4 separate regions of the Homo sapiens genome follow, and regions 2, 3 and 4 are each linked to region 1. The links are chromatin contacts, found by Hi-C or POLR2A ChIA-PET in ENCODE. All regions are on one chromosome and are shown on one strand. The core of a region is the stretch at or near the end of the contact, and the rest is flanking DNA. Distances in the headings are between cores, read along the strand shown. Region 1 overlaps ARID1B (AT-rich interaction domain 1B). Region 2 overlaps ARID1B (AT-rich interaction domain 1B). Region 3 overlaps ARID1B (AT-rich interaction domain 1B). Region 4 overlaps ARID1B (AT-rich interaction domain 1B).

Region 1 (3,104 bases), core at 594-3,093:
TGGCCGCAGACAGGGGGCTGTCTGTCAGTACCCTTTCTTGTGACCGAGGTCTTCTGCTGGTCTGGAACAGTTGGCATCCTCGCACAACCCTGTCTGTTTTCATGGCTTTAAGGGACACTGTTGTGCCCTCATAGCCAGAAAAACCTTTTTCTTTTCTTAGAGAAGAGTTGTAGCAAGTAACCCTATTTAAGAAGTCACCATTTTTTTTTTAGAGAGTATGGATCTTTTTAAAAAACCTTAGTGTAAAGCAGCAACATAATTTCAAACTTGGCTTTTATACGTATAGTTTCTCTTCAAGTTGATATAGTTGTTTCGGATTCTTAAGAGAAATAATGGGTATTATGAAAGTGTACTTATTTACCTCAGGGTCTGTTGGACAAGCAAAACATAAACCATTTTATGAGCCCCTTTGGGCTTGGGACTGTTTTGCATGTGGGAATCTAGTGTTGAGTCAGACGTTGTTGCTGACCTAAAGGAGCCCCTAGTTGAACAGGAGGGTTGACGGTGCCGTGGGAGGGGTGTGTTTCAAGCTGTGATTCTAGTGTTGTGAGGCTTAGGAGAAGATGTTGATAAAAGTGTCTCAGAGGAAGTCTGGAAGAATGAGGAAGACTTTGCTGGTGAGAGAAGAAGTGATCCTGGGATAGGGCCAGTTCCTTGTTAGTGAAAATAGAGGGGATGCCCATTCCTGAGAGATACTGAAGTAGACAATGAGGTCAGTTAACAGTCAAGGTCATTTAGATGGAGCATATTAATTATGGTGGGAACTGGTGATTTATATTGCCTTTGCCTCAGTGATTAAAAATGAAATGAGGTTATTTATTGTTCAATATCATTTAAAACAGAAAATAGTACTAGTTTAGCAGTTAACTTCTAGCAGTAGATCACTTGGTAGTTGGACCAAGTGGAAATCTGAGTCTACTTTTATGAGAGTAGGTAGATGGGTGTTTAAATGATATTTTCTAAAATATCTTTCTTCAGACATCTTTTTGGTCAGCAATTTTTAAAAGAGATGCCGTGAACTGGAAGTACTTGGCACATGGGCAATCATTTGGAAAAGAACAAAATAGTACTGGAACATGGGGGTAAAATAGGTTTCAATTTTTTAACATAAAATATCCATCATAATCCACATAGTAAGCAAAATCTTTCAAAGGAGCTTAACTTAGAAAAAATACTTTTTTTAAAGCTAAAAACATAGTGAAATATATTTTTGATTTAAAGCTTGTAACAGCATGCCACTCAAGTCATTGAAGGAACACAGAAGTCACATTAGGGACAGAGGCTGTGATCCATTGTGGGGTAAACAGTTCCTTATATTGTTGTTATTTATATTATGCAAATCTGTTTCTTATATAGAAATAAGACCAAAATTTAATTTATAAGCCAATCCTGCAGATTTTGGGGGAAAATTAACCTTACAAGGCCTGTGGAAAGCCACTGAAGTGTTCATTTCACTTATTTTAAGATTTTATTATAAGAGCAAAAAAACAAGGACATATATAGTTTGTTGCCATTAATTGCTTAGTTTTTGGATATTAACACAGTCTATTAACTCAGTAAAAACCAGAATATAGTTAATGTTATTCTTTGTTTTAAAGGATATTATTAGTGAAGACTTGGGTTATGTTTGAATTTTGAATCTTTTTCTTTCTTCTTGCTACAGTTGTCTCAGGCTTTGAACCATTGCTGAGGGAGATTTCCTTTTAAGTTTGAAGAGCTTGTAAGCATCCGAGGAGACAACTTCTGGGTCACTTAGTGGCTGAGCAAGGCCTATTCCTAGACTCTGATTGTTGACTTGGGGCTTCTAACCTTGTGTTGGGGCCGGTTTTGGGAGCACAGAGGTGGGGTTAGATAGGCTGCAGGAGCCACCAGCCTGCCTGCGCTCGCTCTGGCAGGATGACTGATGCCAGGAGGATGGGAATGAGGACTAGTGACCTTCCTCTCTCTGTTCCCTTTTTCTCCCTTGGGGGAAAAACTAGTATAGTAAAAGCTCAGCACTCGTTTTGAATATAGGTGTAATTTGCTGCGTTAACAGTTTCAGTTTATTGTGTGTTTTGGTGGCGTTATTCCTGAAAGCTTCTTAAAATAAAAAAAGTAGAAAAAAAGACCCATTGAAGAATGAAGAAAAATAACATTTTGAGAATGTTAGAATGTCTTTTGGTATGAATTTGGTTTTCTTAATTGCTGTAGAAATCAGGGTGAATCTGTAGTTAGTTGCAACTATGTCTGCCTGGGCCTTTGCTTTTCCTTAATAGTAGCAGAAGAAAGCAAGAGAAAAATCCTCAGATTTTATACACATCACTTCTAGTATCGAAGCATTTTTGGCTTTTAATGGAAAACTTTCAGTGTTTTTTTAATATGTTTTGAAGTATAATTGGGAATTTAATTGCATTGGATCATAATTTGATAATGCTATGTATTCATTTTCATATTTAACATATATTTTAAGTTTTTTTTTTCTTTCTAGTACCAGAATTAAAACCAGGAAGTGAGGAATTATATAGTAATAATATTTTCAATACTAATTTTAGAAAGGGGATGGAAGGCTCCTCCTGAGAAGAGTAGCCAGGAAGCCAGGCAGGCCTGGAGTGTGTGGCCAGCTGTGTCCTGGTTTGAAGCATCTCAGACACTGTTGGGCAGCTGCTTAGCCCAGTTTAACTGAAATGTGGAGGAGATCACATCAGCTGGGCATGACTGTCTACCATGGAGGCAGGAGAGGAAAACCTTAGATTGTTGAAGATGTATTTCTTAGTTGGGCGTGTTAGCGGACATCTGTAGCTCCAGCTGCTCAGGAGGCTGAGGCAGGAGGATCCCTGAGCCCAGGAGTTCAAGGCTGCAGTGAGCTCTGATCGCACCACTGCACTCCAGCCTGGGTCACAGAGTGAGACCTTGGCTCTTTAAATGAATGAATGAATGATATATTTCATCAAAGGCTAAAGAAAAACTTCAAACACCTTAAGAGGAGGGTTTAGTCTAAAGAGCAATTAAGCTTCACCTCCTTCTCTGATCCTAACACTGCTATAACTAACTGTAGGTGGGTGATCCCTCTCTCCCGCCAGAGGAGGATTTATGGAATTGAACCAGATGTCTTCACGCATGAGTGG
Region 2 (3,217 bases), core at 311-2,810, 70 kb after region 1:
AATGATAGTAAAGTGATTAAACAGGATTAAAACACAAACTGGCTGTTCATTATATGTACTTTGTATTAATAAAACAACATAGGCCGGGTGCGGTGGCTCATGCCTGTAATCCCAACACTTTGGGAGGCTGAGGTTGGCAGATCGCTTAAGCCCAGGAGTTTGAGACCAGCCTGGGCAACATAGCAAGACCCTCATCTCTACAAAAATATAAAAAATTAGTCGGGTGTGATGGTGTGCCTGTCGTCGCAGCTGCTCAGGAGGCTGAGGTGGGAGGATGGCTCTAGCCCGGGAGGTCCAGGCTGCAGTGAGCTGTGATACTGCCACTTCACTGTAGCCTCGGTGACAGAGAGAGAGAGAGAGAGAGAGAGAGAGAGAGAGAGAGACCCTGTCTCAAAAAATTAAAAAACTAAAAGCAAAATATAAGATGGGGTCACCTGTTTTTCTTCCATTCTAGAGAGATAATTACAGCTAATATTTCTGTTTCCTTTTTCTAGTCAGTTTTCTAGATACCAGTGCTAGTTTTTTTTTTTTTTGAGACGGAGTGTTGCTCTGTCTCCCAGGCTGGAGTGCAGTGGCACGATGTCCGCTCACTGCAAGCTCTGCCTCCCGGGTTCGCGCCATTCTCCTGGCTCAGCCTCCCAAGTAGCTGAGACTACAGGCGCCCGCTACTGCACCCGGCTAATTTTTTATATTTTCAGTAGAGATGGGGTTTCACCGTGTTAGCCAGGATGGTTTCGATCTCCTGACCTTGTGATCCGCCCGCCTCGGCCTCCCAAAGTGCTGGGATTACAGGCGTGAGCCACCACGCCCGGCCCAGTGCTAGTTTTGTGCCTGTATTTTCTGCTTTTTTCATTTGACATCACTTGAATTTCCTTAGCTTGTGGAATCTTTTGTTTTGTTTTGCAAACTTAATATATTCTCATACTTGATAGTTATAGTAATACATAAGCTTTAGTCATTGACAGGCCCCATTAGCCCTTGTTTATGTTATTTACCCTTCAGAGTATCTTGCTCGAATCTAGAATCGTGGCCTGTTGAGACTTTATTCCTTTGAGTTGAATAGTACCTTTCTGTACTTTCTGTAATATGTTTTTGAATATACATATGAAATACAATGCAAGTAATTAATCTATAGCAGATAATAAGTGTGTGCATGATGGTGATGTTGGGGATAATGGAATATCGTGGAAATGGTCAATATCTTAGTCTTTCTTTCATTCTAGATGCTTACTGTTGGTACATATAGGCAAAACACTCTAAAAAAATCTGATCTATTGGAATTCAGATTTGTCACAACTAGTTTTAGGGTGAAGGTAGAGGGATTATTGTTCAAGGATTTAGCTGGAGACGCACTTAGTAGTTACAAACCGGGAGCTTGAAGGGTGAGAAGGGAGTTTAAGGGGATAGGATAAAAAACAGACCAGTAATATGCTAAATAATGTAAACTTTTGGGCCAGTGACTTAATTTACATATGCCCAATTTGTGTGGTGTTTCAAAGGAACACTTCTGTTTTAAGTGAGGTGACTCACATTTTGTACTGTCTTCATTCATGCATGTGTGGTGCCTGCAGCCTGCCACTGTTTTTTGTGCTTATCTCAGGGGATTCGCTGCAAACCATGGTGAGGGGGAGGGGAGGAACGGCTAGTGCATCCATGGAGTCCTTCTCTGGCTTCTCCTGGCCACTCCTTCCATAGTTTAAATGGGGGCAGCACATCCTCTTGCTTCTACTAGGAAGTGAAAAGTCTTACTAGCAAGGAGTTAAGGACTGCCAGAGGAGCTTTCTTACCTGCCAGCTCTGGACATCTCATTTCCTGTTTGTCTGAATGCATGTGCAAGCTTAGGAACTTGCCCACTGCAGCATCCAACACAGCTGGTTTGCCTGTGTTTCAGGAGAGTGGGGAAGTGCGCTTCAATCACTTCCGACACACTTCAGCATGTTGAGCCATCTGATAGGGAGGGACATTGGTGCGTTTTACTGCCTTCTTCCTATGCACCTGGAGCTTTTGTTATCTCAACTGACCAGTTCCTTACCTGTAACCTGGATTAGGGAATGGCAGCCAGTATTCATGACAGTTGCATATGTGCGTTCTTACAATCAGAGAAATGTGCCATAAAAATAATTTCTCATTTTTTGCCTCTGTGTATTCTGCTCCTGTAGCTTGGACCCATGGCCACATTAAGGCCATGTTGTCACAGGGATCTACCATACTCTATTGACTTTTCTTGTGTTCTGCCATCCTGCTCTTACAACACAGAGAGCTGAGAGTGTTGTGATCTCCTACTCCCATTCTTTGAGCTCCCTTTTGGATTTAACTTCTTGGCCATGTTTATCATATTTTATTCGTATTACTCCTGATTATTTCACTCCCTGGTTGCTTTGCGAAACCCCTCTAAGTCAGGTCAGCCACACTATGTCTCTACTCCCACGTCTTCCATGAAACACTGCTGGGACAAAATTTCACAACTTTGGCTGTTGGCATTTTTGCTACAAAGGATCGTCTTATGTCCTGGTGGTCAAGGTGAAGTAGGATTATATCTTTTTGCGGTTATGAAGATTCCAAGCAAAAGAGAAGATAATGATGCATTTAACAGTCACAAGATAATACATGTTAATCTTCAAAAAGTTTTGGGAATTCGTCATAGCTGTACTATACAAAGCCAGTGTATAAATTGAAATTCTAAAGTTTTACTCAAAGGTAGATAGTCATTAAGTAAGGACCCTGGGGGTGATACATATTTGGCCTTTAATCCCAATTGGGCCGCCCCATAGTTGTGTGACTGTGGCCAAATTACTTAACATCTCTAAGCCTCACTTTCCCCATCTGTAAAATGGAGATGATAATCTACCCCACAGGCTAGTCTGAGGAGTCAGTGAGATTCCCCTTGACTTCAGTATTGAAATTAGCAATGTTTGCTGATTTATTAAGTGTACATCCAATAAATGCCTTGTCAAGAGTGCTGATGGCGGGGATAGTTGAGGTGATGGTGGGAGTGGCAGTAGCAGTGGTAGATGTATGTTACCTCCCGGGTGATGGGAGTCTTCTGTATTGCTGCCATGTGGGAGAATGATAGGAAATAGTGATCTCATATTTAATCAGAGGCATCTAAGCTTATGGTTGATACCTTTGATATAATTCTTGCCAATTAATTTGATTTTCAACCTTTACAATGAATAATGTAAAATTTCTTATACAGAAAGTATTTAATTCAGTGAAT
Region 3 (3,040 bases), core at 489-2,988, 66 kb before region 1:
AGTGTAATTTCTCAAACAAGCATTTAATGTATAGGCAGTTTAAGCATTTTTTTCTTTCTGAAAATATGTTAGACTAATATTCTTTCAGAATTTCTTCTGGGAAGAAAGAATTGTCTATTTAAATTTTACTAAGGTTACCTTTTGAAGACCACTAACCTGGTTGAAGCAGTTAAACTTGCTATCCGTTCTTTGAAACCACATTGAGTGAGAAAATTAAAAAGGAAAATGGCTTAAATATTTTCCCCTTGACAGGAGAAATGATAAGTATTTACTGTAAAGTGTCCAGATAATGTAAAGGAATATGAAAGTCACAAAAATTCCCCCATCATCTTTCCACTCACAGATAACAAGTGGTTGTATGAAGGGAACGAGGTGCTTCATTAATCTTTGAACCTTGCGTATTTGTCCCGTATTTATTAACAGCATTGGGCAGTGTTTTTGAATGTTCTGTGTGGTTATATTATTTATTACCGTGGGGGAATGAGCCAGGTCTGGCTCTTTGAACACTGCTAATTTACATGAAGAAAATGTCCCCAAGGAGGAGACTTAACTAGGGAAAGACTCAGTTACCTTGGCCTCTCTCTGTGTGTGCCAGAGCCCCCCTGCAAGCACTAGGGGCTGCTTCTAGAAAGGGGACCCAGATCTTAAGACTTCGAGGAGGAAGATACCCTATTTGTTCTCCAAGACCATTCAGTCGTGAAGGGTTCAACTTGTTCCGGGTTATTTATTTAGCATTCTCTATTTTCTGCTTTGCTTTTGACACTCCAATGTTTAATTGTATATTTAGGAAATAACAATGAAGAGTACGTTTTTAAAAAGAAGAATGTTTTCTGGAAGGGATTTCCCCCCACTTTTGGACAGTGAGTTAGACTCCTTCTGAAGCCTCTGGATCTAGGTTATTACAGGGTTTGTCTTCTTGAAGCTGGAACTGTCCAACTGTTGTGCTATTTCAGACCTGGCCTGTCTTTCACTTTCAAGCTCCAGAAATAATTTATAGCTGTAGGGTGTCAGGAGTGGGTTTGAACTGGGCCTGCCCAACGTAACATGGAATTGTGCACAGATTGTTAAAATTACTATTTCTGCATTCAAATGACTAAGTACAGTAAACTTTTTACTGGCACAGTTAATTTATTTGAATATTTATTGGTCGAGTGCTTCACGTAGAAGACTAACATAATGAAAAAGCCCAGCACATACTCAGAGCTGATTTGGCTTTTTAAAAGATTCTAGGCTTGAATATAGCTAGCTAAATGGTCTTTAGCAAATTGACTGGCAGTAAATTGATCCCTGTGGACTGTGGCTTGAATCAGCCTCTCATTCTTTAAAGGTATTATGGAGATATTGTTATCTCAGCGCAAGGCTGGTCTAGAAAAGGGATGCTTTCAGTACAAATACTTGTTACTTACATATTTCCTTCCTAACTGGGTAAAGTTATATTTCTATTCTTTACCTCTCGCAAGAGCATATAGGGACTTCGAATCAGAATATTTTGTTCAATTGTAATAGCCTTCACAAATTTAGTTTGTTTCTGTGTTTAAGTCTCTTTTGACTTAAAAAAAAAAATTTGAGGCCGGGCGCAGTGGCTCACACCTGTAATCCTAGCACACTGGGAGGCCGAGGTGGGAGGATTGCCTGAGGCCAGAAGTTTGAGACCAGCCTGGGCAGCATAACGAAACCTCCCTGTACAGAAAAAATTTTTAAAATTAGCAGGGCGTGGTGATGTGCACCTGTAGTCTCAAGCTTGAGCGGTTGAAGTGGGAGGACCCTTTGAGCTCAGGAGTTTGAGGTTACAGTGAGCTGTGATGAGGCAACTGCACTCCAGCCTGGGCAACAGAGCAAGAAGACTCTGTTTCCCTGTCTCTTAAAAAAAAAAAAAAATTAAGAGCCAGTGATTTGGACCTTCATTAATTCAGTGTTTTCATTGACTTACTCATATGACTATTCCAACCAGAAGGATGTAATTTTTCCCCCTCTGAGCCCCCAATTTTACCATTAGCAGATGTTTTTCCAAAACTAACCACAAGGAAGCATGTCAAGACTAACTCAGAGGATTATACAGAGGATTAAACTATGATTTAATTACAACAGTGGGCTCTCTGGCTCTATTAATAGCTAATGACTTGTATTATATTTTCCCGTGCCTGTGAACTCTATGCTATTTTAGACCTTTCAGATATTAGCGACCCCAGCTACAGCTATCTTACTTACTCTGAAAGTAGGAGCCTCTCGTTTCATGTTTAGTTTTGTTTTATAACTTAATATTTCTTCCTCCTTCACTTAATTGGGAGAGCAAAAGGTTTACTAAACAAACAGGTTTGAAAACCCAAAGCTTCCCTCATGTCTTGGTGAGCTTGCTGTGAAGTGGAGTAGCCTGTTATAATGCTGATAGGGATAATGGCTGGAAGCTTTGTGCTTCCTTAAGGAATGTGCTACATGCATCATTTGCACATACAGTGATCGGTTTGACTGGTGGAATTACTAAGACCATGGTATAGGGTGGTACTTTAAAATCTTACAGTGCTTAAGGACTGGATTAGGAATTAGGACTTAAGAATTCTAGGTTTAACTCTGTGCTTTAAATCTTACTTAACACATTGGGATTATAGTACTTAAGTATGCCTGTATTGAAATGTGTTGTGAGACTAGATGAAAGTCTATGTAAAAATGAATTTGAAATATTTGGATATATTCTTTAAAACAATCTTATTGTGTGTTTTTATTCAGAGCCCTAGAGTTGTCCTGAGGATGAGTATTTTCCCACCGCGGGCATGAAAATGGATCCTAATGGTAGACCCAGTCCTCTAGGGTGGTCAGTTTGAGGCCCAAGCTTCCTTTCCAGGGAGGCAGTGGCTTAACCTGGGTCACCCTGTAGGAGCAGTAGCTGGAGGCTGCAGGACAGGTGCTTTTTTCTCCTCCCACGTGTGCTTTTTGTGGTGGAAGAGGGGGCAAGGTGTAGAAATGTCTGACTCTGATTCCTCCATCTGCCAGCACAGCTTCTCTTGTTCTCTGTGGTCTCACCTTTATGGCACAGTACTCTTTC
Region 4 (3,090 bases), core at 391-2,890, 130 kb before region 1:
CTGTGTGACCTCAGGCAAGTCACTTCGCTTCTCTGTGCTGTGTGGTTTCCTCATTTGTCAAAGAATGGGAAAGGATACTTAACTCATGGAATTTTCATGAGGACTAAACTTTATAAGAAACGTGTATGCTGCTTGGCAATGAAAAGGACCTTTTAATAGAGTAACAAAGGATTGTATTTTCTCATGAATAAGGAATTAAAATGAGTTAGAGGCAATTCTCTATTAGTTAATTTAACAAGTTACTTAGCAGCCTATCGGTCTTTCAGAGCAAATAGGTTTATATTTGAAGCTTAGTTCTAATCCATACCATGGCAGTTTTCAAATTTCCTGATATGTTTTTACCTTGTCCAGTGTTAGGAAAAGTAAGTTATTGAGCAATTCTAAAATGTTTACTGTAGTTTGCCTGTTTTTTAAGCAGTCATATTTTTAACTGGTGAGGAAATAAATTCAGAAGATTTATAATTGAAGAATTTAATTTTCCTACCATCAGTAAACATTTAGTGACGTTGGTGTAGGGGCACTGTACCACAGAAGTAGATATCCAGAAAATATTTGTAAATTGTTAAACATTGTATTAATTGTTGAGCATAGAGTGATGTCCTTAGATTACTGAGTAAACAGTGGTGATTAAATTAATTAAGATAGTTTGTGGGGTGTTTAAATTTTACTTAGTATTCCATTTAATTAGAAATACAGACAATAACTCTGGCCTCATAAGCAATCTGAATTTTGAGTTGAAGGAAATGGGTGTCTGGCAGACAATTTCCAAATTGGTAAAATGGATCTTTTGCTTCTACTTTATTTTCTTCATGTATTAAACAAGTATTTATTATTGTTGACTGTTGGAAAATTTTAAAAATTACAGTCATACTTTTTATGACTTTGCTGGGTGTGGAAATCATCCCTTTCCCCCCATCTTAGTGCCAACTGCCTTTAACCTGAATTGGCTGATGCAGAACGCATTTCAGGAAGGCGCCATGCATACAGGAGGCAGAGACATGCCCTCTGCAATCCTGACTTTTCCTCTTTCACCCATGTCTATTGTATATGGCAAGACTCTGTCCTTCCTCCTCCACTCTGATATTGGTCGGAGACACAAGCACTTAGAAGCACCAGTGTTTTATTCTACAATTAATTACTGAAGAGGGAAATTGAAAGGTAAGCAGTTTTGTGTTTTATCTTTTATTATGCATTAAGTTTCTGTAATTTTCCATATTGCTATATTATTAGTGAGAAAGAGAAGAATAGAGAAAGATGGAGAAGATGAATTTTATTTAAGACAGTTATATTTGGATAACTTAAAAGAATATGCTTTTTTAGTCTAAATACCCTTTCCCAGTCTAAGTAGTTTCATGCTTCATGGAAAAACTAATGCAAAGAAGTTGTAATCAGCTGTTAAGATATTTGAGCCAGCTGGCTGTCAATATGTTGAAGTTTTATTCTTGGTGCATCCACAAATTCCATATAAATGTATTTTATGAAGAGGAAGGTGTACTAGCATGGCTAAACTGGTAAAGCTGAAATCTGGATTTGATTTGCATATGTGGTATTTTTCAGGGACTCTCAAACTTTCACACATGAAATAAACGAGGTAATGTGTATGGCATCACATGATCAAAATATTTTTCCCCTTGCTGCTGCCAGAGCTATCTATTGCTTTTCAACAGTCTCACTTGTTGGGCATCATGCCAAGATGTTTAAGACAACCCCTTACGTGAGCTGTTCCATTCTTAACCTCTTTGACTGAAGTGCCGTGACCTTCACATATGTAGATTAGCCATGTGCTCTGTGAATTGAAACTTGCTGCCTCAGGAAGAAAAGGGTTTTTCTTTTTATTCCACTGGGAATTTGACGGCCATTCATCCCTGACCTGGGCAGAGGTAATGCAAGGAAATTGGATTCAAACGGAACACGGACAGATAACACAGGGAGGCAGTCAGCGTGTACAGGCAGGCAAGCTTTCTACCTGGTCCAGGGTGAAAATACCCACCGTCTGTTCACAATGTGCTGATGTGCAGGATCCGAAGAGCAACTGACAGATGGAGATAGAGAGATAAATGTAGGAATTCTGGAACCGTGTCCTTTTAAAAAAGGACATTGTTATTATGGGCATTGCTAATTCGTTTTGACTCTCCTCTTTCTCTTCCTTTCCAAACTATATTTTTGAAATCTTTGAATTTTTGTTTATTTCCTAATGCTAGGAATTAAATACTTTTGACATAGTGGACAATTTAGATGAGTCTTTCAAAAGCAGAAATCTTTAAAAAAAAGGAGAGATGAATGTATGACCTGTATCTGGAATTTTGAAATGAATTGATACTTAGAACTTTACTCATATGAGAGTTATTAGCTTTGTAATAGCTGAGTATTTTTATTATAGCACTGTTATTTATGGCTCTTCTAAGTCTTTCTCTAAACCTACATTTCTTTATTTGAGAGGCAAGAATGAGAAGCAGCATATCCATAAGAGTTTTGCCAATCACTCCTGACTAGAATGACAAGCTGATTTCATGTTTCCCCAAGTATCAGTCCTATGCAGCCCCCCCTTTTTAAAAAACCATGCAAGGCCGGACCCAGTGGTTCAACACCTGTAATCCTAGCTCTTTGGGAAGCTGAGGTAGGAGAAGTGCTTGAGGCCAGGAGTCCAAGACCAGCCTGGGCAACATAGTGAGACTCATCATAGTGTAATGATGAATAAAAGTAATTAATAGCACATTTTTGGATTTTTATTAGACAAAGCTAGTTTTAAAGAACATTTATCTTTGCCTTGTTAATAAACATACTTGCAGTTAGTGTAAAATTCAGTATAAATAATAGTCATGGTGCTTGAGTAGGCTGATAGGACGAGATGCATAAGGAAGGTTGTCGTTATAAGAATAATGGGTCTGAAGTGGTACTCCAGCTAGTGTCTTAGCAAAAGGAGGGGTGCTTAGGGCAGTCTGAAATTTATGAGTGCTTTTGTATAGCTTTCAAAGCTGAGCTTTTCCTGTGTACATTAGGGTTTATGAAATATCGTGGGTCAGAGCATCCGTTACAGGCGCTGTGGGAGCTGTCATAGATACCTGGCTCTTTCCGTGGGTGTAAAATAGG

The links. Hi-C counts contacts between places; a loop is a spot of excess contacts on that map. ChIA-PET counts read pairs that join two places held with the same protein, here RNA polymerase II (POLR2A). Pooled maps may share reads with other maps.
Region 2: a loop to region 1 is called in a pooled map, with 2.3 times the contacts of the local background. The contact joins two enhancer-like sites. A Hi-C loop is called at or near these places in 2 of 37 single-sample maps with no recorded cell type and 3 of 50 pooled maps. POLR2A ChIA-PET finds 5 or more read pairs at or near these places in 6 of 52 experiments (HEK293, OCI-LY7, Panc1 and 2 more).
Region 3: a loop to region 1 is called in a map with no recorded cell type, with 2.8 times the contacts of the local background. The contact joins two enhancer-like sites. A Hi-C loop is called at or near these places in 8 of 37 single-sample maps with no recorded cell type and 3 of 50 pooled maps. POLR2A ChIA-PET finds 5 or more read pairs at or near these places in 10 of 52 experiments (A673, CD8-positive, alpha-beta memory T cell, GM12878 and 6 more).
Region 4: a loop to region 1 is called in a map of B cell, with 2.1 times the contacts of the local background. The contact joins two enhancer-like sites. A Hi-C loop is called at or near these places in 1 of 168 maps with a recorded cell type or tissue (B cell), 6 of 37 single-sample maps with no recorded cell type and 5 of 50 pooled maps. POLR2A ChIA-PET finds 5 or more read pairs at or near these places in 9 of 52 experiments (CD4-positive, alpha-beta T cell, GM12878, HEK293T and 5 more).

The regions. Positions count from the first base shown.
Region 1 is chr6:156,916,935-156,920,038 of GRCh38, forward strand. All of the region lies in intron 3 of ARID1B (AT-rich interaction domain 1B), which reads left to right. Among named protein-coding and RNA genes, the nearest start is that of MIR4466, 140 kb to the left of the region's middle. RefSeq lists an enhancer at 521-580. Within about 2 kb of position 1,844, at least 3 of the 41 ENCODE cell types and tissues checked have a DNase peak (open chromatin) inside an H3K27ac peak, as active enhancers do; they include B cell, where a contact is called at or near this core.
Region 2 is chr6:156,986,816-156,990,032 of GRCh38, forward strand. The region is part of intron 4 of ARID1B (AT-rich interaction domain 1B); the gene reads left to right. Among named protein-coding and RNA genes, the nearest start is that of MIR4466, 210 kb to the left of the region's middle. Within about 2 kb of position 1,561, at least 5 of the 41 ENCODE cell types and tissues checked have a DNase peak (open chromatin) inside an H3K27ac peak, as active enhancers do.
Region 3 is chr6:156,850,598-156,853,637 of GRCh38, forward strand. The region is part of intron 2 of ARID1B (AT-rich interaction domain 1B); the gene reads left to right. Among named protein-coding and RNA genes, the nearest start is that of MIR4466, 72 kb to the left of the region's middle. RefSeq lists enhancers at 1,786-2,483, 2,484-3,040. Within about 2 kb of position 1,739, at least 3 of the 41 ENCODE cell types and tissues checked have a DNase peak (open chromatin) inside an H3K27ac peak, as active enhancers do.
Region 4 is chr6:156,789,756-156,792,845 of GRCh38, forward strand. All of the region lies in intron 1 of ARID1B (AT-rich interaction domain 1B), which reads left to right. Among named protein-coding and RNA genes, the nearest start is that of MIR4466, 12 kb to the left of the region's middle. Within about 2 kb of position 1,641, at least 3 of the 41 ENCODE cell types and tissues checked have a DNase peak (open chromatin) inside an H3K27ac peak, as active enhancers do; they include B cell, where a contact is called at or near this core.